Linked DNA regions of Homo sapiens: all the other regions are linked to region 3. A link is a loop called in an ENCODE intact Hi-C map of the cell type or tissue named here. Cell type or tissue: heart left ventricle. All regions are shown on one strand.

The links. Peaks named below come from ENCODE experiments on the same cell type or tissue, not always from the same donor. Only the 100,000 strongest peaks of a DNase experiment are listed, where the experiment ranks them.
Region 1: a loop joins it to region 3, with 4 times the contacts of the local background. A loop is called at or near these places in 22 of 110 quality-filtered maps.
Region 2: it touches region 3 in a loop (2.6-fold over the local background); 22 of 110 quality-filtered maps call a loop at or near these places.

What each region holds. Positions count from the first base shown.
Region 1 is chr3:39,258,009-39,266,008 of GRCh38, reverse strand. It overlaps CX3CR1 (C-X3-C motif chemokine receptor 1), which reads left to right. Exons shown (of 2, transcript NM_001337.4): 2 at 1-2,513. The coding sequence ends at 567. LOC102724104 (a long non-coding RNA gene) reads right to left here. Exons shown (of 3, transcript XR_940742.4): 3 at 6,546-7,407. Among named protein-coding and RNA genes, the nearest start is that of CX3CR1, 18 kb to the left of the region's middle. In heart left ventricle, a CTCF peak has its summit at 4,844; a DNase peak (open chromatin) is centred at 4,928; H3K27ac peaks cover 976 bases.
Region 2 is chr3:39,123,027-39,131,026 of GRCh38, reverse strand. TTC21A (tetratricopeptide repeat domain 21A) reads right to left here. Exons shown (of 29, transcript NM_001366900.1): 10 at 5,867-5,964; 11 at 5,495-5,695; 12 at 4,637-4,766; 13 at 2,539-2,696; 14 at 2,095-2,310; 15 at 1,717-1,955; 16 at 876-948; 17 at 669-779; 18 at 188-326; 19 at 1-35. Among named protein-coding and RNA genes, the nearest start is that of MIR6822, 11 kb to the left of the region's middle. RefSeq lists a silencer at 5,509-5,684. In heart left ventricle, CTCF peaks have their summits at 4,269 (motif pointing left) and 5,642; no DNase peak of the experiment used is centred here.
Region 3 is chr3:39,205,104-39,213,103 of GRCh38, reverse strand. It overlaps DSTNP4 (DSTN pseudogene 4), which reads right to left and starts at 302. Exons shown (of 2, transcript XM_047449432.1): 1 at 260-302. The coding sequence starts at 302. It overlaps LOC124909366 (a long non-coding RNA gene), which reads right to left. Exons shown (of 2, transcript XR_007095872.1): 1 at 7,621-8,000; 2 at 2,571-3,022. RefSeq lists enhancers at 1,270-1,937, 1,938-2,606. In heart left ventricle, CTCF peaks have their summits at 4,245 and 4,448 (motif pointing left); no DNase peak of the experiment used is centred here; H3K27ac peaks cover 363 bases.

The DNA.
Region 1 (8,000 bases), 53 kb before region 3:
ACAAAGCAGAAAGAAAATGAATGCCTTGGTGACTACCCCGAGGTCCTCCAGGAAATCTGGCCCGTGCTCCGCAATGTGGAAACAAATTTTCTTGGCTTCCTACTCCCCCTGCTCATTATGAGTTATTGCTACTTCAGAATCATCCAGACGCTGTTTTCCTGCAAGAACCACAAGAAAGCCAAAGCCATTAAACTGATCCTTCTGGTGGTCATCGTGTTTTTCCTCTTCTGGACACCCTACAACGTTATGATTTTCCTGGAGACGCTTAAGCTCTATGACTTCTTTCCCAGTTGTGACATGAGGAAGGATCTGAGGCTGGCCCTCAGTGTGACTGAGACGGTTGCATTTAGCCATTGTTGCCTGAATCCTCTCATCTATGCATTTGCTGGGGAGAAGTTCAGAAGATACCTTTACCACCTGTATGGGAAATGCCTGGCTGTCCTGTGTGGGCGCTCAGTCCACGTTGATTTCTCCTCATCTGAATCACAAAGGAGCAGGCATGGAAGTGTTCTGAGCAGCAATTTTACTTACCACACGAGTGATGGAGATGCATTGCTCCTTCTCTGAAGGGAATCCCAAAGCCTTGTGTCTACAGAGAACCTGGAGTTCCTGAACCTGATGCTGACTAGTGAGGAAAGATTTTTGTTGTTATTTCTTACAGGCACAAAATGATGGACCCAATGCACACAAAACAACCCTAGAGTGTTGTTGAGAATTGTGCTCAAAATTTGAAGAATGAACAAATTGAACTCTTTGAATGACAAAGAGTAGACATTTCTCTTACTGCAAATGTCATCAGAACTTTTTGGTTTGCAGATGACAAAAATTCAACTCAGACTAGTTTAGTTAAATGAGGGTGGTGAATATTGTTCATATTGTGGCACAAGCAAAAGGGTGTCTGAGCCCTCAAAGTGAGGGGAAACCAGGGCCTGAGCCAAGCTAGAATTCCCTCTCTCTGACTCTCAAATCTTTTAGTCATTATAGATCCCCCAGACTTTACATGACACAGCTTTATCACCAGAGAGGGACTGACACCCATGTTTCTCTGGCCCCAAGGGCAAAATTCCCAGGGAAGTGCTCTGATAGGCCAAGTTTGTATCAGGTGCCCATCCCTGGAAGGTGCTGTTATCCATGGGGAAGGGATATATAAGATGGAAGCTTCCAGTCCAATCTCATGGAGAAGCAGAAATACATATTTCCAAGAAGTTGGATGGGTGGGTACTATTCTGATTACACAAAACAAATGCCACACATCACCCTTACCATGTGCCTGATCCAGCCTCTCCCCTGATTACACCAGCCTCGTCTTCATTAAGCCCTCTTCCATCATGTCCCCAAACCTGCAAGGGCTCCCCACTGCCTACTGCATCGAGTCAAAACTCAAATGCTTGGCTTCTCATACGTCCACCATGGGGTCCTACCAATAGATTCCCCATTGCCTCCTCCTTCCCAAAGGACTCCACCCATCCTATCAGCCTGTCTCTTCCATATGACCTCATGCATCTCCACCTGCTCCCAGGCCAGTAAGGGAAATAGAAAAACCCTGCCCCCAAATAAGAAGGGATGGATTCCAACCCCAACTCCAGTAGCTTGGGACAAATCAAGCTTCAGTTTCCTGGTCTGTAGAAGAGGGATAAGGTACCTTTCACATAGAGATCATCCTTTCCAGCATGAGGAACTAGCCACCAACTCTTGCAGGTCTCAACCCTTTTGTCTGCCTCTTAGACTTCTGCTTTCCACACCTGGCACTGCTGTGCTGTGCCCAAGTTGTGGTGCTGACAAAGCTTGGAAGAGCCTGCAGGTGCTGCTGCGTGGCATAGCCCAGACACAGAAGAGGCTGGTTCTTACGATGGCACCCAGTGAGCACTCCCAAGTCTACAGAGTGATAGCCTTCCGTAACCCAACTCTCCTGGACTGCCTTGAATATCCCCTCCCAGTCACCTTGTGGCAAGCCCCTGCCCATCTGGGAAAATACCCCATCATTCATGCTACTGCCAACCTGGGGAGCCAGGGCTATGGGAGCAGCTTTTTTTTCCCCCCTAGAAACGTTTGGAACAATCTAAAAGTTTAAAGCTCGAAAACAATTGTAATAATGCTAAAGAAAAAGTCATCCAATCTAACCACATCAATATTGTCATTCCTGTATTCACCCGTCCAGACCTTGTTCACACTCTCACATGTTTAGAGTTGCAATCGTAATGTACAGATGGTTTTATAATCTGATTTGTTTTCCTCTTAACGTTAGACCACAAATAGTGCTCGCTTTCTATGTAGTTTGGTAATTATCATTTTAGAAGACTCTACCAGACTGTGTATTCATTGAAGTCAGATGTGGTAACTGTTAAATTGCTGTGTATCTGATAGCTCTTTGGCAGTCTATATGTTTGTATAATGAATGAGAGAATAAGTCATGTTCCTTCAAGATCATGTACCCCAATTTACTTGCCATTACTCAATTGATAAACATTTAACTTGTTTCCAATGTTTAGCAAATACATATTTTATAGAACTTCCATCTGTGTAATCTTCTTTCTCCTATTCAATTATTTCCTGTGGTTAAATTCATTGCCATGGGGAAAACTGAGTCAAAGGGCATGGGAACACATTATCTTTGCATACACACATATGAAAGTCATATATTACACAACCTTTACTGAGTCGTATTATATACAAAACATGAACGCAGATCCAGAGCTATTCCAAAGGCAATGAGACCAAGCCTCTTCCCTCAATAATTTAAATGCAGAAGAGAAGTGAAGGAATAATCACGCTTTGCATTAGGTGGTAGCAGAGGAGTACTACGTGACTTCTGACCTGCGTCTTTAAGGGACAGGGGTTCTCCAGGTAAAGAAAGAGGTGGCATTCCAGGCTGAGGAAACAGCATGTATAAAGGAAGTGTGTGAGAGCCACAATGTGAGAAAACTCTGTGCGAATATTAAAAGGCGTTAGAAGCGGAGTGGGTGGTAGGAACTTTCTGAGCTGAGCTGTTAGCTGTGGGCTGAGCTAAAACAACCAATGGAGGGGGTGCTGGTTCTCCTCAGGGTGTTTACGGGGTTTCTTCGTTATTACCTGATCCTCATTCCAACTGTTGAACCATAAGACTTTTAATTAAAGTTTAACCTATTCCTGGACTTCTAAGAAGGAGGAAATAATTATTTTGGCTTGAGAAATAAAAGAAGAGAAATAAACACTTTCATTTCTAGAAGAAAATTAAATTTGTAACATTAGGAACCTATATTTATTCATTCATTTTGCTGAATAGGACAGAATAGGGAGAAAATAAGGAAGCTCATTGAAAAATCCAAAATAGCAAGGATGTTGGTGTCTAAATAAAGGAAGGCATTTTTGGAAAGGACAGCTGGCCCTCAGAGCACACCTGAATCAGACCCACTCCTGCTTCTGAGGTCTGGGCTTCCCAAGAGCAGAGGGATCTGCCTGTGATGAATCCCGACATATTAACTCTCTGCTTCGGCAGGTTGCTTAACATCTCTGAGGCTCAATCTCCTCATCAGAAAAATAAAGATAAAAGTAGTTCCCACCTGGTAGGGTTGGAGCAGAGGATTCAGTAAGATTACCCCTGCAAAGATCACAGTGCAGAACTGGCAAAGCAAGCTCGAGTGAATGGTGGTGATTATTTTTATACTTATTATTTTTAATATTAGACTGAGCTTTCCCCAGCAACTAAACACATGCTATCTTGTACTTGCCTTTTGCTTTTCTTAGTAGCAGAATCACAGACTCTTGGGTGGTTGGAGATAACTGGGTCCAAATCCACATTTCGTGGGTAAGAAAATGGAGGCTCAGAGAGGGCCAGCAGGTGCCCCAAGATGCCACAGTGAATTACTGGGAGAGGTAGATCCTTGATTCACAGTCTACCATCTCCTTCCTCATCTTGATAAAAATACAGATCAATCTGACCTCTAAGAGCAGAGAACACAGAAGGAAGGTCTGCAGGCAGATAATGAGGCAGGGAAAAGCAGCCCACAAGATAGCTGAAGAGTTTAACAGAATCAATCTGCACATGGACAGGTGTGTGCTGTGTGGCACAGCCTTTGGCAATTGCCTTTTGGAGACATCTGTATCTGCAATGATAGATGGTGTCAACTGAGACTCATCAGCAAAGGCTGCAGAATTCCCAGAGGCAAATGCTATCAGTGGCTTCCAAGAGGATCTGGGTGGGTGGGTCAAGACTTAGACAGACAGGCCACTGTGGAGGGACAGCCACACCCAGGGGCTGCCCAGTGCTTGGGTAAAATGCTGAATCCCTTCCACATAATTCCACTCACTTCATGCTTATTCTATGGTCATTTAATGACATTCTAAGAGAATGTCTCCTTCCCAGGGACCTTGCCATCAAGAAAGATGGAGCATATAGGCTTTCGGTTACTAAGAAGAGCTATCAACCCTTGTAATCCATTGCACCTAGAGTGTGTACAGGGTCTCATGGTTTTTCCATTCACCTCTCTCTGAGATGCTGTCCCTGAGCATCCAGGGAGAGAGTTCACCCAACAACTACACCTGGGAGCATAAGAGCCTGATTGAGAGGTCCACCTTGGGTAGTACCCGGGCCCAAGATGATGCCCATTTGTGCCTTCAAAATTGGAGCAGTTTGTCCTAACTCAGCAGCTAATTTTTTCTCCACCTGCACCGTACTCACTGGCCCATGGGGACCACTTCAGTTTCAACATGATTTGTAATATTGTTTGCTTAACTTGCTGAGTTGGCAACAAAATTTTGGGCTACTCAAAAGTAGTGTGATCTGAGAGCAAGTGAGAAAAGCGAGTCTTAGCAAATTTAGAAATATCCAGTTTCTCTTCAATATACTCTTCATCCACAGGAGGGCCAAGGGCCAAGTCGTTTTCTGAGGGATGTGTGGCATCGTGCTTCTATTTCCGTTACATTACAGCAGTTGTTAGGCAACAGGGAGTGTTCCTCCAGACACACCCGGGGCAGCGCTGGCAACCGCAAAACATGCTCAGCAGGAAGATTACTCTTTTACTCCATATTTCCTTATTTACTGAGATAGAAACAAAAATAACATTTTAATTTGCATTTCTTTGAATACTAGGTAAGATTGTTCATTTTTCAAGGCGTTTGTTTTAAATTATTTGTACATTTTTCTGATTCTAAAAGAAAGATACTCAGTATAGAAAACATGAAAAATATACAATTTAAAATTAAAAATGTTTAATTACACAATATTCAACCTCCCAGAGATAACTGTGGTTTAACACTGAAGTTATTTTCTGCTATGACCATATTTTAAAAAAAATACATAAGAATAGACATTTTTCAAAAGAAGACACACGAATGGCCAACAGGTAAGTGGAAAAATGTTCAACATTTCTAATTATTAGGAAAATGCAAATTAAAATCACAATGAGATATATCTCAGATTTGTCAGAATGGCTTTTATCAAAAAGACAAAAGATAATAAATGTCAGCAAGAACGTGGCAGAAGGGGAACTGTTGTGAACTGTTGGTAGAAATATGAATTAGTACAACCATTATGGACAACATTTTAGAGGTGTCTCCAAAACTAAAAATAGAATTACTATATGATCCAGCAATACCACTTCTGAGTATTTACCCAAAAGATGTGAAATCTGTTTGTTAAAGAGATGCCTGCACCCCCATGTTCATTGCAGCACTATTCACAATAGCCAAGTTATAGAATCAACCTAAGTGTCCATCAACAGAGGAGTGAATAAGGGAAATATGGCATATATACACAATAGAATACAATTCAGCCTTTAAGAAGAAGGAAACTCTGTTATCTGCGACAACATGGATGGAATTGGAGAACATGATGCTAAGTGAAGTAAGACAGGCACAGAAAGGCAAATACTGCATGTTCTCACTTATGTGTGGAATCTAAAGCAATGAAACTCATAGAAGCAGAGTAGAATGGTGGTTACAGATGGTAGGGGGTGGGGAGAGAGCAGAGAGCTGATGGTCAGAGGGTACAAAATTTCAGCTAGATAGGAGGAATATGTTGCTTTTTTCTTTTTCGGAGTTTTATTACACAGTGTGGTGAATCTAGTTAAGAATAGAGTATTGCACATTTCAAAATTGCTAAGAGAGTAAATTTCAGATGGTCTCACCACAAAATATGTTAAGTATTTGAGATGATGAGTATGTTAATTAGCTTGATTTAATTATTTCACATTGTATTCATAAATCATAACAGTGCTTTTTACCCCATAGTTCTATATAATTATAAATTGTCCATTTACAATTTTAAAAACTGAACAAAACCTAAAAGCACTTGAATTTCATCAATAAGAAAATGGTCCAATAAATTTCAATTTAGCCATACAATAAAATACAGTATAATTTAAAAGAATGAGTCAATTCTATAAATATGACCCTAAAGGGATGTCCATAATATATCCTTAAGTCAAAAAGACAAATTTCAGAGTTAAGCACATTTTTATTTTTAAATATAAACTATATATATATGTTTATATATATAAAATAAGCACATTTTTATTTTTTAAAAATTTGAGATGAGAACATATATACAGTTTTATATCTTTTTTCAATTAGCATTATAGTATGATCATTTTCCCATCTATTATATTCAAACATGATTTTGAATGATTGCAAAGGACTCAATAATAGACTTTATCCATCCAAGCCCTACTGACAGACATGGGTGTTACTCCCATGCTTTTCTCTATGAGGAGTGACAGTATGATGAACATAAATCTTTGCACATATCTTTGATTGTATGAAAGGAATTAGTAGACTAAGAGATTTCAGCATTTGTAAATCTCTTGCTAGCTACTGGAAATTTACTTTTCAGAGAGATGACACTGTGTTGCTGGCTCTCTAAGACTCCCAATCCCTGACCTTAGCACCACCTACCTTCCTAGTCTTTGAGGTCAGGATATTGTGGGCTTTTGTTATTGGGTGACAAACCAGCTACTGACTTTAAGAGGCAGAAAGAAAAGACTTCTGTTCTTAAAAGGAGATGGTAAGGCTGCCCTTTAGAAGAGAGAAAAGAAGAGGGATGAGGGGATTTTTAAAACAGGACCCATAACATCCCAAAACAGTTATTTTAAGGGAACAGAGACCACTTAGCACCTGGGCTAAGGGGACACAGGACAAGCCATCAGAGCCATACAGCATCAGGCAAGAGCAGGAGGTGGAGAGACTTGTTCTGAGGATAATGGGGTTTCCTAGCAGGAGAAGAAGAAATAGAGGTGAGCAGAGCAACCATAAAGCCCTTGTGCAGTTTCAATGTTCAAAATATCCACTTCTATACAAAACTTAAACAACCTGCAAAAGGCAACAGAGAGAACTGATTCAAGATTTAGCACAGTTGATTGGACTTTCAACGTATCCACCGTCATTCTGGATATACTTGTACATAGCCATCTCAGCATAATGTAGAGCTCACACCTGTAAAATAAAAGAAAGAACAAAATCAAACATTAGCAACTTTATTTAAATATTTTGTAAATTATCTCTCGGTTGCATTTCACAAATTATCTATACGTTACATGGAAGTAAAATTTATTAAAAGTTCAAACCATAGTGACTTTATGCATACTTTATACCTTGGGCTTTGCTGGCAGCAGTGATGCTCCAATCAGCCAGGGAAATCCATGAGTTCCAGCTTTAAGAACCCCTTGGCATATCCCGGTACTCTTGCTTTGGGGAGGAGGATGCCCAGCTGCCAGACTGGGAAACCTAATATCAAAAGGCTCATTTACACTTCCAGCACTACTATATGAGTTTCCCTTTGAAAGCGCATTATTTCACTGAGGAAATAGAACCAGAAAAGAACTTCCATGGCCTACCCCAACCACATCTTCCCATCTTCCTGCAGCTGTGCCAGTGCACTCTGCAGTCCCTCCTCGTATCATGGAAGAATCGTCCCTGCGCTTATCTAAAGCCAAACCTGCCACCTGAACGATGCATCCCAGCCCCTTTAACCTTCCCCTCCTGCATTTATCCCCTCTCCTGCATTATCTGTCTCTCCCCTCTGCTGG
Region 2 (8,000 bases), 82 kb after region 3:
CTTAACATCATTCATCATGGATGGGATGTCTTGGACTGTTAAATGGAAACTCAAATTAGTGTTAGTTCACTGGCTCCTGGGAAGCTGTGTTGGTGGGGAGCGCTGGGATCAGGACTTCAGCTAATGGGGAATGGGGGAGGAGTATGTCTGCTCCAAATGCTAGAAATGGGTTACAATGCTGCCTCACCAATGTCATGTTCCAGTGCCTGCTTCAAAACTTTTTCTGCTTTATTGACCTTCTTTAACTTCAGGAGCAGTTTGCCCAGATCGCAGCACAGAAAGTCCTGTCCATTAATCTTCTGGGCAGCCTCATAATACTCAATTGCCTTAGTGCAAACAGTAAATATTAGCCTCTGGCCTGGTTCTGCCCTTCAGTGCCCGACACCATGTTCCCCTCAGCAGCCATCACACCAGTGTGCCCCTCCAGAACATAGCCTAAAGTGAAAAGGCACTCCTCCCAGCTGGCACAGGGTGTAACCCTCAGCTTAAGCAGGTGTGGTCAGCAGCAGAGAGTTGCTGAGTTCTCCCCTTGGCACCCCATTCAGCAAGGAGCTGAGTGAAAAGTCAGCCACTCTCCTCCCACCCAGAGCTCCCCAGTCATGTACCGTCCTCCTCCTTCCCTGCTGGGCTGGCCCTCCCTGCCCCTTCACACCCTAGCCCAGCCTGACCTCAGTATACTGGTGGGCCTTCACATAAGCGTGCCCAATTCTGCTGGCCAGGGAGGCGTCATGTGGGTTCTGTCTATAGGCCTCATCATAGACCTCCAGGGCCTTCTCGGGCTGGTGGGGAAAGTGTCTTTGGGTCTTCCTCTTCTCTCCCACTGGAGAAGGGAGACTGGGGGGCCACTTGGCAAGGCTGTGAGGCCTCTCACTTACCTCCAGAATGCTCATTAAGGCATCGCCCAGTAGCAGGCTGGTGTGGGGGCCAGGCAGATGTTCACAGAGCTCACTGCAAGCAAGAGTAACCAAAAGCTTATCCCAGGTTCGCACACACCTCATGTTCCTGAAATCATCTCCTTCACTTCCTTCCCACTGATTCTGGCTGACATTCATTCATTCATCAATCAATATTTATAGAAAGTCCACTGTGAATGAGGCACTGTGCTAGCTACCTGAGTCAGGCTCTCCACATCCATCTCTGTAGTTAGGCCATGGCCAGGCCCTCTACCTGTTCCTCTCACTCTACCTGCTATCCCTCCAGATCCCTCTCCATGAGGCAGCAATGTCACTCTTTCTAAAACTCCAATCTGGCCGTGCCTCCATACTGTTCACTGGTTTCCCACTGCTGGATAGCCTTCCCTACTCCCTCAGCATCCCCACCTCCCACTTTAAATTGCTTAGATGCAGCTCTGCCAGAAGAAAGGGATGAGGAAGGCACCTTGGAGGTCCCAATGCAAAATCATACAGAGACAGCAGCTTGGAGCTTCAGTGTGTCTGCTCTGAGAACCAGGCCTACAGTCTCCCACTAGCATGTGCAAGCAGGTGAGGGGGAGGCAAGCAGGGCTCAGGGCCAATTCGATTCTGTATCCTCATCCATGAACAGGGCTTACTGACCTTTCATGCTCAAATTGTAACCCATGGACAATTCCATACATTCATCAACTACACTCCAAGGACACATTCTGGAGACCCAGGTTGAAGAAATACCATCTGAAGGAAACACTCCCTAAGATACCATTGGAGAAGAAGCTGTCATTGTGCTGCCTGTGGGGCTTACCGGTAGCATCTGATGTAGAGGCGCCTGTCTCTGAGGGTCTGCAGGTAGATGTTGGCCATCTTCTCTCTGGCTTCCATATAGCAGGACTGCTTGGGCAAGATGTTCCTTAGCATGTTCAGCGCCACGTCCACATTGCCCTTGCTCAGGACCAAGTCCACGTTGGCAATGGTGATGCGGTTCTCTTCTGGTGTGCCACCGAACTCATTGATGGTGTCCTGCATGACCTTGGTGGCCTCATGCTAAAACATGGGAATCAAACAGACCCTTCACTTGATGCACAAGTAAACAGTGGGTGGAATCAAAGAACCTGGTTCCTGGGCCTACCCTGAGCCTCCAGTGTGCCCCAGTCCCCAGGGAAGAGAGCACGGCATTTCTTACTAGCTCCCCATTCAGCCGGAGGGCCTCCACCAGTTCCAATAAGATGGATGCCCGCTGGCTAGGCTGCACAGAGGGCCTGAGGAACTTTCTGCCTTCTTCCTTCTTCAGAGCTGGCAATTTGATGACCATTTTCAGCGTCTTTATGGCCTCTGGATAGTCTCCAGCCTTGTTGAGGGCCCTGGCCTTGATGAGGTGGTAGAGGGGGTGATCTCGGACCTAGGAGGAGCACAGCAGAGTGTGGGGCTCCAGTTCACTGCTGCTACTGCTGCTGCTCACAGCAGCCAGGTCAGAGAAAGCCTCAGGAGCCCACTGAGCCTACCCCTGCCTTTGGACGAGCAGAAAGATCTACGGGACACAGCTAGCCCCTGGGGCTACTCTCAGAAGGCAAACAGGGGCCACAGCTAGCTGGGCTTTGGGATGCTGAGAGGATGAGAGGGCACCCACCTGGAAGTTGTGGCTGACACCCAGCTCTAAGCAGTGGAAGCACATGCCAAAGTTGCCCTGAGCCAAGTAGATCTGACACATGAGGAGATGGGCATCCACGGAGGCGGGGTCCAGCTCCAGGCAACGCTGCAGGATGCTCTGGGCATTCTCTAGCTCTCCTAGAAATAATACACAAACCTCTACATGCAGGGTTCCCAAGGGCTCCTAAGACCTGATATGCAAGGGCAGAATGAATTTTACATGTCCTGTTCCCCAGAAATATACAAAATTGAGTATTTTAGCCAGTTTTGTTCTGCTTCACTCAGGGGTCCATTTCTAAAATTAAGACTACACAGTTGTTTCCTTGACTCAGACAAACGACAGGAAACTCAAACCTCAGTGCAACACCCTTCTTGTCTCTGTAACCCTCAGGGAGATAGCTAAGTCACTTCACAGCTCCATCCAGAAGCTCAGGGGAACACATTAAGTCTCAATTCCCACACCTAAGAGCAAACAAAACCTAGTAGTAACAGCAACTATAATAGTTACAATTTAAGAAGCTCCTGCTCTATGTTCAATACTTGCAAAACACTTTAGAAAGTCTGATTTATTACTTGCCCAGCCCTGCAAGGTTGGTGCTATTGTTCTTGTCTTTTCAGATGTGGTACCTGGGGCTCCAGTGATATAAGCCACTCGGCTTGGAAGGGGCGAAGTTGGCATTTACGTCCAGGCCTATTGGGTTCCTGAGCTTCAGCTCTGAACCCCCTGGGGCTTGAGGGCTGCGGGGCCTCCCTGCAGACAGGCTGGCACTTTCAGGGTGGTAGCAGCAGCCTAGGGGTTGGGTGTGATGAGTTGGTAGGGGCACTCTCTTCCCTCGCAGTCAGGTCTCTCAACAACTCCTACTTGGGATCCATAACCTGGTGGGTAGGGAGCACCTGTTTCTGGGTCCCAAGCTCCCTGCTCCTTCTTATGTGCTGTGGAAATGTGAAGAGGTCACCATGGCAACCTACACAGCTGGAGACTGCTTTGGGCCCAAATCTGCTGGCAGATGCCGGCACCCAGGGGAAGTTCTCTCACCCTGGCCTTGTATCCAGGATACCTTGAAGCTGTGGGGAAACCTGGCACCCAAATGAACATAGGGAGGACTAAGGATGAAGACAGGAAAGCTCTCAGCAGGAGTGCAACCCACACGATGCAATGCCAGAAGACAGACAAATGGCCACAGTATTCTGATCCCTTTGGACACCCCCAGAACACCACAGATCAGCCTGGTTTCCAGGCAGGCAGGATTGGGTGAGAGGCCACAGGGAGACAGTACTTCAGGGGAGGACTCTGCATCAGATAGGACAATAGAGCACCCATGGAAGAGTTTCCCTCTCCTTCCCTTTCTCTCCAGGGTCTGGGCCTTGAGAAGGGAGAAGGTGAAAGGGCCCCTGGAGGCTCTGAAGGCCTCATGGTACAGGGTTCTCACTTCTCCACAAGTTCTTTCTGGATACCTTTTCAAAACCGCAACCCTGCCACCCCTGCATCACTTCCCTGTTTCAGCTTCTTCCATAGCATTACCATGTTCTAGCAAAAAAATACGATGTGCTCCCTCGTGGAGCTTGTATTCAGTTGTCAATTTCCCCTTACTAGATGCAAGCTCCATGAGGGAATTTTTGCCTATTTTTGGTACTACTGTATCTCAGAAGAAGTTCAATAACTATTACCAGCACAGATCAAATGAGTAAATCCACAAAGGCCTAGGTGGGAGAGACCCCTGCTGGTGAGAGGTCAGGAAGCTTACTAGGGAATGGAGGCTGGGAGTGGGCAGGCCTGTAGGATCATGTGCCTGTGTGTGTGTGCACGTGTGTGCATACGTGTGTGTGTGTGTGTGTGTGTGTAGTACACCAGGCAAGGAGCATGCATGTGTGTGTGTGTGTGTGTAGTACCCCAGGCAAGGAGCATGCATGTGTGTGTGTGTGTGCGTAGTACCCCAGGCAAGGAGAGTGTGTGTGTGTGTGTGTGTGTGTGTGTGTGTGTGTGTGTGTGTGTAGTATCCTAGGCAAGGAGCCTGCAGACACAAAGCTACATCAGGTGTTTGCAAGGCCCCACCCGGCTGTCAGGATCCCCCGCTCACCTGAGTAATACCTGACCTGAGCCATCAAATACAGGGGGTCGATCAGAGCTGGTGCTGCTTTGACTACAGGATTCAAGATCACGGCGACTTGTTTAAGAAGTGGAGACACGATCTGGCCTGGTAACCTGGGCTGTGGGAACACGGCGGTGGAGGTGGGAGTAGGTTTGCCCTATTCTAAGAGAGACTCCTGGAGCTCTCAGAAAATGCTCTCAGTGAAGGAATTTTGCTTCATTCCACACTTATTTATTATCCTCTGTATCACCTAGTGCTTAGAGCACGAGCTCCAGGCTATGGAACTTTGTTTTGTTCACTGTTGTGTCCCCAGTACCGAGAATGGTATCTGGCATGTAGTAATGCACTCAATAAATATTTGCTGAATGACTCATTACAAGGCACTGGGGGGATATTAAGGTGTATAAAAATATGATCCTTGGTCACAAAGAATCCTGACTGGCTGGAAGAGCAGGACAAACAAGTAAAGACTAACATACTTCTTAGGGGGCTTCTGCGGAAAAGGAAGCCAAATTCTCATCTCGGATAAAGGCAGGGCCATGGGCCGGTGCCCTGTTCTTCCAAGTGTGGTCCCTAGACAAGCAGCATCCATATCACTTGGGAGCCTGTTAGAGATGCAGGGTTTTAGACCCCCCTGTAGAGTCAGAATCTGTACTGGAACAACCTCCCAGGTGACCTGTGTGCTGTATGTTCAAGTTTGAAGAGCACTGGGCTCCCCAGCTGCCCAAGGCTCACCCCATCCTTACTTGTGACTGGCCAAGTAAGGTCCTTGCCTCTGTCCTTCAGGTGGGCACCATCCAAACCTGTACTCCAGACCCCCACCATGAAGACAGGCCTTCCCCTAACCTGCTTGGGGCAGAAGAGCAAGTACTCCTTAGCAATGCAGACCAGGAAGTACGGGTCCAGCTTTTCAAAGTACTCAGAGCCAAGAGGGATGCCTTGCATGCTGGAGAAGTGAAGCTCCACTGCCTCCTTCAGGAGCGCTGTGGTCTCTTCCTCCCCCTTGTGCTTCCTGGACATCAGGAGGGCTTGGAGGAAAATTAGCACCTGTGGAAGAGAGGACCGAGTCTCAGTGCCAATGTCAGCCTGGGCAGATTTGGTAGGCAAGGGCAAAGTGAAGGTCCAGACCACCTTGCATGCTTTCTATTGGAAAGTGGGGGTGGGAGGACAGCAGAGGACATCATCCTGGAGCAACCCATACCCCCAGGGAGCTCTGACCTCAGACTTCCCAAGGGACTTCTGCACCTCCTTCAGGAATTCCAGCCGGTACTCAGCTTCCTCCAGGTGGCCTTCTAAGATATGACACAAGATGATCCCTGTAAATGGGACAAAACAATGATGAGCAGCTAACACTGAAGCATAGCCAGCAGCCCATCAGGTCAAGGGGCATGGATAAGACAGTGGAAGGAAGATGTCTCAGTGTAGGGGATCTTTTCCAACATTTCTACAAACTTAAAGAGAAATACATGCTCATGCTCAAGAATTCAAACCCTAAGGCAATACAGAAAAACATCCCTAGCTCATGTTCTGGCTGTAACAATGTCTCTCTCTAGAGATAACCACTAGGAACAATTTGAGGTATAATACGTTACTACTATATAGACACCTCAGACATATATATGTACACATGAGCATACCAATGGGTTTAAAAACACACACATACACAAAGGGAATCAAATTTCACATACACCATTCTACAATCTGCTTTTTTTTTTTTTTTGAGACGGAGTTTCGCTCTTTTGCCCAGGCTGGAGTGAAGTGGCACGATCTTGGCTCACTGCAACCTCCGCCCCTCAGGTTCAAGCAATTCTCCTGCCTCAGCCTCCTGAGTAGCTGGGATTACAGGCATGGCCACCACGCCCGGCTAATTTTTGTATTTTTAGTAGAAACGGGGTTTTGCCATGTTGGCCAGGCTGGTCTCTAACTCCTGACCTCAGGTGATCCACTCACCTTAGCCTCCCAAAGTGCTAGGATTACAGGCATGAGCCACTGCGCCTGGCCACAATCTGCTTTTTAAAATTTGTATATGATAGTCATATTTTCCCATCTCTTCATACAAATCTACCCCATTTTCTTTGATGACAACACAATGTTTTACTGTGGATGTAACAATTTATTGCCCTACTAATTATTTAACTATTGCCCTACTGAAGGACATCTAATTTCACATTTACTTTATTTTTGGTATTTAAATACTACAATGCTATGATGAACATTTACATAAGTTCAAATTCCTGAGGGAGAGCTGATGGGTCATAGAGCACATATATTTAAAATACTGATAGATAAGGTCAACTTGCCCTCAAAGATACTTGAACTTATATTACTATCAAGAATTTAAAATATCCTTTCTTCATAACCTCAAACGTGCTGTAATTTTTGCCAGTCTGAAACATGAAAAGTAACTAGTTTTCATTTAACACCTTTTTTAACTATTAGGGAGAATGAACACCTGTTCATATTTCCAATATAGCCTTTTCCTTTCTACTGTGAATATTCTGTTCACAGCCTGCCTGGTTTTTTTGGGGGGGGTGATTTTTTTTCTCTTTATGTTTTATTAACCCTTTGTTGCAAGTGTTTTCTATTAGTTTGCCATTTATCCTTTAACTATTTTTACAGTACCTTGTCATGTAGTAATTTTAAGCTTTTATGTAGTCAAATAGGTAAAATATTCTCCTTTGCAGCTTCTATTTTTTTTTTCCATGTAGAGCCACAAAGCCAAACTTTGCAGCTTCCAAGTTTGGAGTTAGGCTTAGAATCCCCAGGGAAACCCATGTTTCATTTAATTTTTATGTTTAATACTTAATTCATCTGAAATTTAAGTATGGTGTAAGATGAGAACTTACCTTTTTTTCTTTTTCATAATGGATAGCAGGGTATCCAACTAGGAGTTGGTGAACAACCTATTAGTTTGAAATAAGGCCTGTTACATCCCATTTATCTATTTGCTTATCCCAGTCAGTGCTGGCCTCAAAGGGACTTAATTACTGTAGTTTTGTGATATGTTTTGATGTTGGGAGGACAAATCTCATCTGTTTGAAGCAAGCTATTCTACTTGCACAGGTATTTCTTTGCTACTTTGGTATATTTATTCTTGACTGTCTTCCTCATCACCATCTTAGTTTTCAGTTATATCCATCCCACTATTAGGCCCATTTATGAAATTTTTTACCTTACAATAATATTTTTTATTTTTGGCAACTCTTTTTTGTTCCTGTACCTTTTTCACAGTAGCATGTTCTTTACTTATTGACATAATAGCCTCTCCAAACACTGAAGGTGTTTTGGGAGGAAAAGTCTTTTCTGTACTAGCCTTAACTCTGCTCCTCAGAGGGCTACTGCTTTGCATGTT
Region 3 (8,000 bases):
TAAACTTAAATTGTGATCTGCAATGTGTGTGTGTGTGTGTGTGTGTGTGTCTGTGTCTGTGTGTATCAGACAGCACTGATCTAAAAGAAATGTCGGTAAACTTTTTCTGTAAAGGATCAAATAGTAAATATCTTAGGCTTTAGGGCTGTATGGCCTCTACTCAACTCTGTTGTTGTAGCACAAAGCAGCCATGGAAAAGACTTAAACAAATAGGAGTCACTGTGTTCCAATAAAACTTTATTTACAAAAACAGTCCCACAATTTAGCTTATGGTCCACAGTTCTAGCCCCAATATAGAACATTGGTCCATAGTTAATATTCAATAAATATTTGTTGAGCAAATGGCAAGAGAGAAGGCTAATATAGCTGCAGCACATAAGCCAGAAGGAGAAGATACTTCTGAAGGTAATCAGTAGCCAGAGTATGTAGGGTCTGTTACCCATGGATTTCATTTTAAGCCATTGGAGGAATTTAAGGAGGATAGTGGTAAAATCTAATGTAACTTCTATCAAAGTTCACTGTGATAGATGCTACAGTTTGGCACTCAGACATGCTCCCCTCCCACCCCTTTCAGAACTCATCCTGAATGTTGGTGGCCAAAAGCTCTCAGGTGAGTCCCTCTCCAAGGGTTGCTCATGGCTGAAGAGCGCTGCCTTGTTCAATGTAGCACTCCTGGACAGGCGTGGTGGCTCACGCCTGCAATCTCAGCACTTTGGGAGGCCAAGGTGGGCAGATCACCTGAAGTAATGAGTTGGAGACCAGCCTGGCCAACATGGAGAAACCCCGTCTCTACTAAAAATACAAAAAATTAGCCAGGCATGGTGGTGCACGCCTGTAATCCCAGCTACTCAGGAGGCTGAGGCAGGAGAATCGCTTGAACTCGGGAGGTGGAGGTTGCAGTGAGCAGAGATTGCGCCACTGCACTCCAGCCTGGGTGACAGAGCAAGACTCCATCTCAAGAAAAAAATAAAAACAAAAACAAACGAACAGAAAAAAAGTAGCACTCCTTACTTGGAATTAGCCTACATTCAATGACTCACGAATGTAGGGCATAAAGGCCTGGCCTTCTTGCGCCCTGTGCAGACAGTTCCAAAGCACTGCCCCAGCTCCAGAGCTCCCTCTGGGATTGCCAGCAGTGATCTTGGTTGTGGCTGCATGGCATTTCCACAGTCTGCCTCACTCCCCACGGGAATCCATCTGCTTCCATCCCTCTCCCACAGGTGTTGATCTCATGAGCACTCCCCAAAAACCTGCCTGCATGCAAATCTGCATCTCTGAGTCAGAATCCAGAGAACCTGACCTGCAACAGCTGATACCAGCAGTGGTCCAAGAAAGCAAACTTTACAGTGGGATTTTGGAGCTGTTTACTTGCCAGCTGGCTAGCAAGGAGAGCCCTACTGCTGATTATAGGTGAAGTACAAATAGCCCCAACAAACTGAGGCAGTGCAATTGTCAAATCTGTCATGCATGGTGAACTAGGATGGTATATGGAGGCAAGGGATGCCCTGGTGGGTGGAATGTACCAGGCCTGTGTGAACTATTGAGTAGTCATTATAAAGACAATGGAATTGGATGGCCATTGCTGGGAGCTACTGAAGCACTGGAGAAAGTGTCAGGTGTGAAAGCCAGAGGGCCTCCTAGACAGCATATCAAGAGACTCAAATACTGAGAGACTCAAATACTGCCTCCAGGGAGCAGAAAAGGCTGGGTGGTCAGGGTAAACAAGGAGACCCATATGCAGGCCATTGCAACAGCCCAGGCAAGGAATGGAACTGGCTTGGCCCCGAATGCTAACAGCAGCACTGGGGAAAAATGGTCGGATTCTGGCTACATTTTGAAGATGAAGCCAACGTAATTTACTATGGCATTTGTATAGGTTTCCCATTGCTATTGTAACACATTATGCAGTTACTGGTTTAAAACAATATAAATTTATTCCCTTACCATTTTGGAGGTAGGAAATCTGAAAATAGTTTTATGGGGCTAAAATCGAGTAGCAAGACTGGTTCCTTCCCGAGGCTCTGAGGGGAGAATTCCCCCGCCTTTTCTAGCTTCTAGAGGCCACCTGCATTCCTTGGCATGTGCCCACTTTCTCCATTTTCAAAGCACCTCTCTCCAACCCTGCTTTGATCCTCACATCTCCTTTTTCTGACTATGATGCTTCTGCTTCCCTGTAGTTACAACTGGTCTGCCTGGATAATCCATCCCTATCTCAAAATCCATAATTTAACCAAATCTGCAAGGTCCCTTTTGCTGTGTAAGATAACAAACATTCACAGCTTCCAGGGTTTGGATGTAGACAGCTTTGGGGAGACATTATGTAGCCTATACAGGGTTGGAGATGGGGGTGCAAGAAAGGGAAGGGTCAAGAATGACCTGAATGCTTCGGGGCCTGAGCAGTTGAGGAATGCGTGGCCACAAACCTAAATGGGGGAGAGACACAGGGCTCAGAGATTCAGTCCATTCTTCTTTGGAAGCCAAGTCCTGCCACTTCCCCCCAAAGGCTTCCCTGTGTTAAATGATAATTTTCAGTGAAAGGTAAAATCATGACTCTCATATAGATGTAAAAATTAGCACATGTTGAAGAATTTACTTCACTTATATGATCTGAGAAAAGCAAGCAGGTGTTATAACCAGTTTAAAGGAAAACTCAAAAACAGATTTATATGGAGTAAAGGAATGTTAAGATAAATTGCAAATGGGGACAAAACTGAGTTTTCCACAGTGAGGAAGAAGTCAGTTAAAATCACAACCAGACAGTACAGCATTTACATACCAGTTACAACTTACAGAGAGTTTCAAAATAGCTCAGACAATGTACAGGCCTAGAATCTTATAATGCAGGAAGGTGTGCTACAGACAGTGCATTGTTTTCTACTGAAATACAAAGATTTTTTTCCTACACTTGATTTTTCTGACAGAAGAACTCAACGTATAAGTCCTCGCAAGGGCAGATTGAGTTTCTGGCAGGCGAGGAACAGGAAGAAGGGTTTGATGTCTCCAGGCAAGATCTAACAAAAGACTGGCAGAAACAAAAACAAAAACAACACATTTTAACATGAACATTTGGTATTGTATTCATTATAATACTTTTTAACTAGTCTTTATTTATAGAGAAGGTGTTATGGACTCATAGTTTGTGACCACCCAAAACTCACATGTTGAAGCCCCAACACCACCCTTCCCCCACCCCCTCCAAGTGATGGTATTAGGAGGTAGAGCCCTTGGGAACTAATTAGGTTTAGATGAGGTCATGAAGGGTGGGGCCCCATGATAGGATTAGTGTCCTCATAAGAAAAGGAAGACAGACCACAGCTCACTCTGCATGCACACAAAGAAGAGGTTCTGTGAGCATACAGTGAGATGGTGGCCACCATTACCAGGAACTGAATCTGTCAGCACCTTGATCTTGCACTTCCCAGCCTCTAGAACTGTGAGAACTAAATGTCTGCTGTTTTAGCCACCCAGTCTATGGTATTTTATTATGACAACCCTAGCAGACTAATACAGAAGCTATTAATCTGTTTTTGGTCCAGTCAACGTATAATCAGCCACCTGCTGACATTTAGCATTCTACTTAAGTGCAATTAAACCAGACTAAATGTAAACCAGCATAACTCATCTACCCTTCTGGCCATTATCACTTTGAAAACAAGAAAGCAAGAAAGCATTCCTTTTGTTCAGCCATTCTACAGCATACACCAGCCCTTCATTGTTTGTGGCTAAATTGGAAATAACAATGATTTATATAAATAAGGTAGGGGACAAAACATAATTTTCCCTCTACCCTTCTTTTTCTTTCTTCCTTTCTTTTTTCTTTTTTTTTTTTTTTTTTTTTGAGACGGAGTTGCTCTGTCGCCCAGGCTGGAGTGAAGTGGGGTGATCTTGGCTCACTGCAACTTCCACCTTCCAGGTTCAAGCAATTCTCCTGTCTCAACCTCCCGAGTAGCTGGGATTACAGGCACCTGTCACCACACCTGGCTAATTTTTGTATTTTTAGTAGAGGCAGAGTTTCGCCATGTTGGTCAGGCTGGTCTCAAACTCCTGACCTCAGGTGGTCCACCCGCCTTAGCCTCCCAAAGTGCTGGGATTACAGGCGTGAGTTACCATGCCTGACCCCCTCTACTCTTCTTAGTTGGCCTAGGACCCTCTGTAACAAAAGACAGATTAACAAGAGAAAAACAAAGAGAAATGTATTAACATGTATATTTTATATATATATGGAAAATACTCAAGAAAAGATTAGTTCTCAAATAAGTGGCTTAGAACTTCAACTACGTAGCATCTTCAACAAGGAACAATACATTTTTAGAGTAGTGTCAAGACAAAAGAAAAAGACCTTGAGTCTCCAGGTGGAGAAAATTGTGGGAAAGCAAATATATGGGAACTTTACGGTAGATAAAGGCTAGTCAGTGAAGTCTGCTGTGTCGACTCCTCTGGTGCCACCTTCAGGCTGATGAGGGCCTAAAGTTGTCGTCGGTCTTTGTTCTTCCTGACAGGGAGAGGAGGAAGAACTCCTTTGTAAAGTTATATCCTGTTTTTAGGCAAATGGGGAGAGCAAAGAGCTTTTCTTGTGTCTGCCTCTTCTCAGTTACCTTCAGTTCACAATAATACTTATGCCAGTGTGGCATATTTTGGGGTGGAGTATTCTGCTACCCTTTAATAGTACATTTGGCAGTGCAGTCTCCTATATGGTCTCTTTTCCTCCATCTTTTCTAATCCAATTAACATGCATGAGAAAGAGAAAGAGACAATAAGCAACCCTCTGCTATTCAGCAACTTTGGCAGGCCAGGAAGATAAAATCCAGTACCAGATAGAAAATCTTTGTCGGTCACCCATACTCTTGTTGGCAAAAGGAAAGTGTGTTGGGAGAAAACACTTTTTCTTTACCTATTTATGTTCAGAGTCTACAGATTAACCAACCACAGACAGATTAACAGGGAAAAAAGATGAAGTTTATTTATTCAAAGGAGTCTTCAGATAAATATGGCTGTCTAAACAGCCAAAAATAGGGGTTTATATATCCACTTAACAAAGAGAAAGGGAGGCGGAGAGAGAACTTCCATGGAAGAACAAATGGAAGGCATGGAGTTTCAGATAACATTTGTTTAAGCAATTACTCATTACGGTGACAATGATTAGTCTCTTCTCTGGCTGTAAACTTCCTCGAGAGGGGATTTATGGCAGCAGTGTTCAGGAGGTCCTGTTTAAGTCAGCAGTTTAGGTACTTTTTGTTTGTTTGTTTCTGCAGCTGCTGTTTGTTCAGATGTTTCTAGCTTAAAATAATCTTTATGCCATTGAAGTGCATTTTGGATCCCTGCAGGTGCAGAATCATTCTTCATGTAACACAACTTTTCAGGGGCTCTTCCTGTCTCAGAGATTTTGGTCAAAGCTCCAGAAGTAAGAAAAATGCATTCAATGCCACACACTCAAATGAAGTGGCAACTTGCAGAAAAATGGTGACTGAGTTGTTTCTCACTTTTTAGTTCACCACCTGCCACCAGGCTATATTTGGGGAAGCTGGCATGGGCCCAGAGGCAGCCTGAGGTGTCTGATGGTCCATGATACCATCTCCAGAAGCCCTGCCCTAGCTCAGGTCATCACTTCTTATGTCTCACTGTGACATCAATACCCCAACTCTTCCTCGAGCTTCTACTCTTTGTGTCTTCCCCCCAACACCCCCACCACCAAGTCGCAAAGCAGCAAAAGAGGTCTCTCTAAAATGCAGTCTGTTTACACTGTTAACCTGTTTAAACCACTCCAAGACTTCCCACTACTCTGGGATAAGATCAAAGTCTTTGCCGAGGCTCACAGTTCTCTGTGTGATGCACCCACCCCACCTGTCCACCTCCATCCCCTACTGAGACTCATAGCACTCTCTCCTTCCCTCCCTTTCCTGTCCCCAGAATGCACAATGTTCTCTCTCACTTCAGGGTCTTAGCACCTGCTGTTTCCACTGCTGGGCTGCTGGGGACATCTTAGCCTCCTCTCCTATCTCATATGTCTGTAACATTTACAGACAGGCGAGAGAATAAATGGATCCCTGGCTTCATCCCTCTTTTCTTCTCTTCCCTGGTTCTGTTCTGCTCCATGAAGTGCATATGTGTGAACATCCCAGACTGCAGATCCAAGGTACATCCATAAACTCCCCTCTTTTTGGCCACCCTCCCAGGCCTAAAGGTGTATGGTTTAGCACAATAGTCTGTCCTCAGTGGATGAACCTAGAAAAGAGAACCACACAGGCCCTGGAAGTGAGATGGAAATTTGAATAGAGAATACTCGGTCCCAGGTACATTGAGATGGAGAGAGATGTCTTAAAAGGATTTGCCCACGGGGGCTGCCTGGAGGGCCAATAGGAGCCCAACTGATTTGTAGAGATGATCTCCTAGGACGAGGGGTTGAATGGGAGTTGTCAGGAGAAGGCTGGAAAGTACATCACTTGTGTCAGTAACTGCAGGGGGTATGGGGCATGGAAATCCCCAAAGAACCTTCAAAACACCCATGATAGAAAGAGCCACCTGCCAACTCCGGGAGCGATGCATTAGGGAAGTCCCAGGCATTCAATCTCTTTCCTGCCCTTTACCTGTCTCCCTGCCCCATCCCTTGAGTTTTGACCTGGAGAGGTCAAAAAAGCTGGAGTACAAGCTGGGCAGGCTGGGGATATGGACAAGGTGGGTACATGGAAGGCTGCCCTGGCTCAGCTTGGAAACTTGGTGAGGAAGGGAAGTGTCGCTGGCTCCCTCACTATTTCTTCCCCTCCTCCTCATTCCTCTTTACCCACTGATGATGCCACTCCTGACTCATCTAGAGTTGGATAAGGAGAGAGTGGAGAGATAGAGTGGCAGAAAAGTGTTGCTGGTGCCCTCTGGGTGGGTCAGATGTCCAAATGCTGGCTCTTTCTCTTGTGGGGTGCTCTGGTGGGTGCACTGGAGACACCATCCCACAGGTGCACCATTCCCTGACAAGAGCGACACAGTCTCCAGCCAACTGCTTACGATGGCTTCCCCGCCTGCACAGGTCCTTGCCCTGCCAGCATCCTCTTGAGTGGGCTCGCAGGAGACCTTGGCAGTTCTCTTCGCTCTTGTCCCCCAGTCAGCTTGAGGGACTCAGGCCAAGCTCTCCCAATGGCTCTCTTGAAGACCCCTATCAAACTTGAGGAGAGGGGAAGAAAAACCCTTTCCTTTAAGAAATCATCTTTCTAGCTTCACTCTTAGTCCCATGCTTCTCTGTGTGTGCATTTAATGGCTATTATCCCATTGGAGAGTCACAATGACTCTGAGGAAAGGGAGGGTATTTGTATATGCAATATACTTGGAGATAAGGTCAAAAAGGCCAGGGGCCTGGAGCCTGGGAACCTTGTCACAGCTTCAAGTTTAGGTTAGCCAGCAAATTAGTTTACTTTGATCGCAATCCATTTTCCCACCCAGGCAGTAAATTCTATAATAGCACAGACGGTCTGTCCTGTTCACCATACATCCCCAGCTCTTAGCAAAGAGTGCCCAGCATAGAGTGGGCACTCATAAATATTAATTAATGAATTATCTCTATCTATTGCAGCATAACAAACCACTCTAAAACTTAAATGGCTTAAAATAATGAAAATCATTTATTTTGCTTACAGTTAGACAATCAGGAACAGCTCATCTCTGCTCAATGTGGTATCAGCTGGGACAACTCATCTTGAGACTGGAATATCTGCTTCCAAGAATATCCACAAATTGATGCTGGCTGTTGGCTGGGAGCTCAGCCAATGCTGTGGCCTGGGGGCCTTGGTTCTCTCCCACATAATCTCTCCACAGGACGCTTGGGCTTCCTCACAGCATGGTGGCTGGGTTCCAATGTCATCAGAGATGGAGGCTGTATTGCCTTCTATGACCCAGCCTCAGAAGTCACAAAGTGTCCTGCCACCGAAGTCATAAGCCAGCCTGGATTCAAGGGGATGGCACAAAGACCTCTTTCTCTCAATTGAAAGAGTATCAAAATCACATTATATGCATAA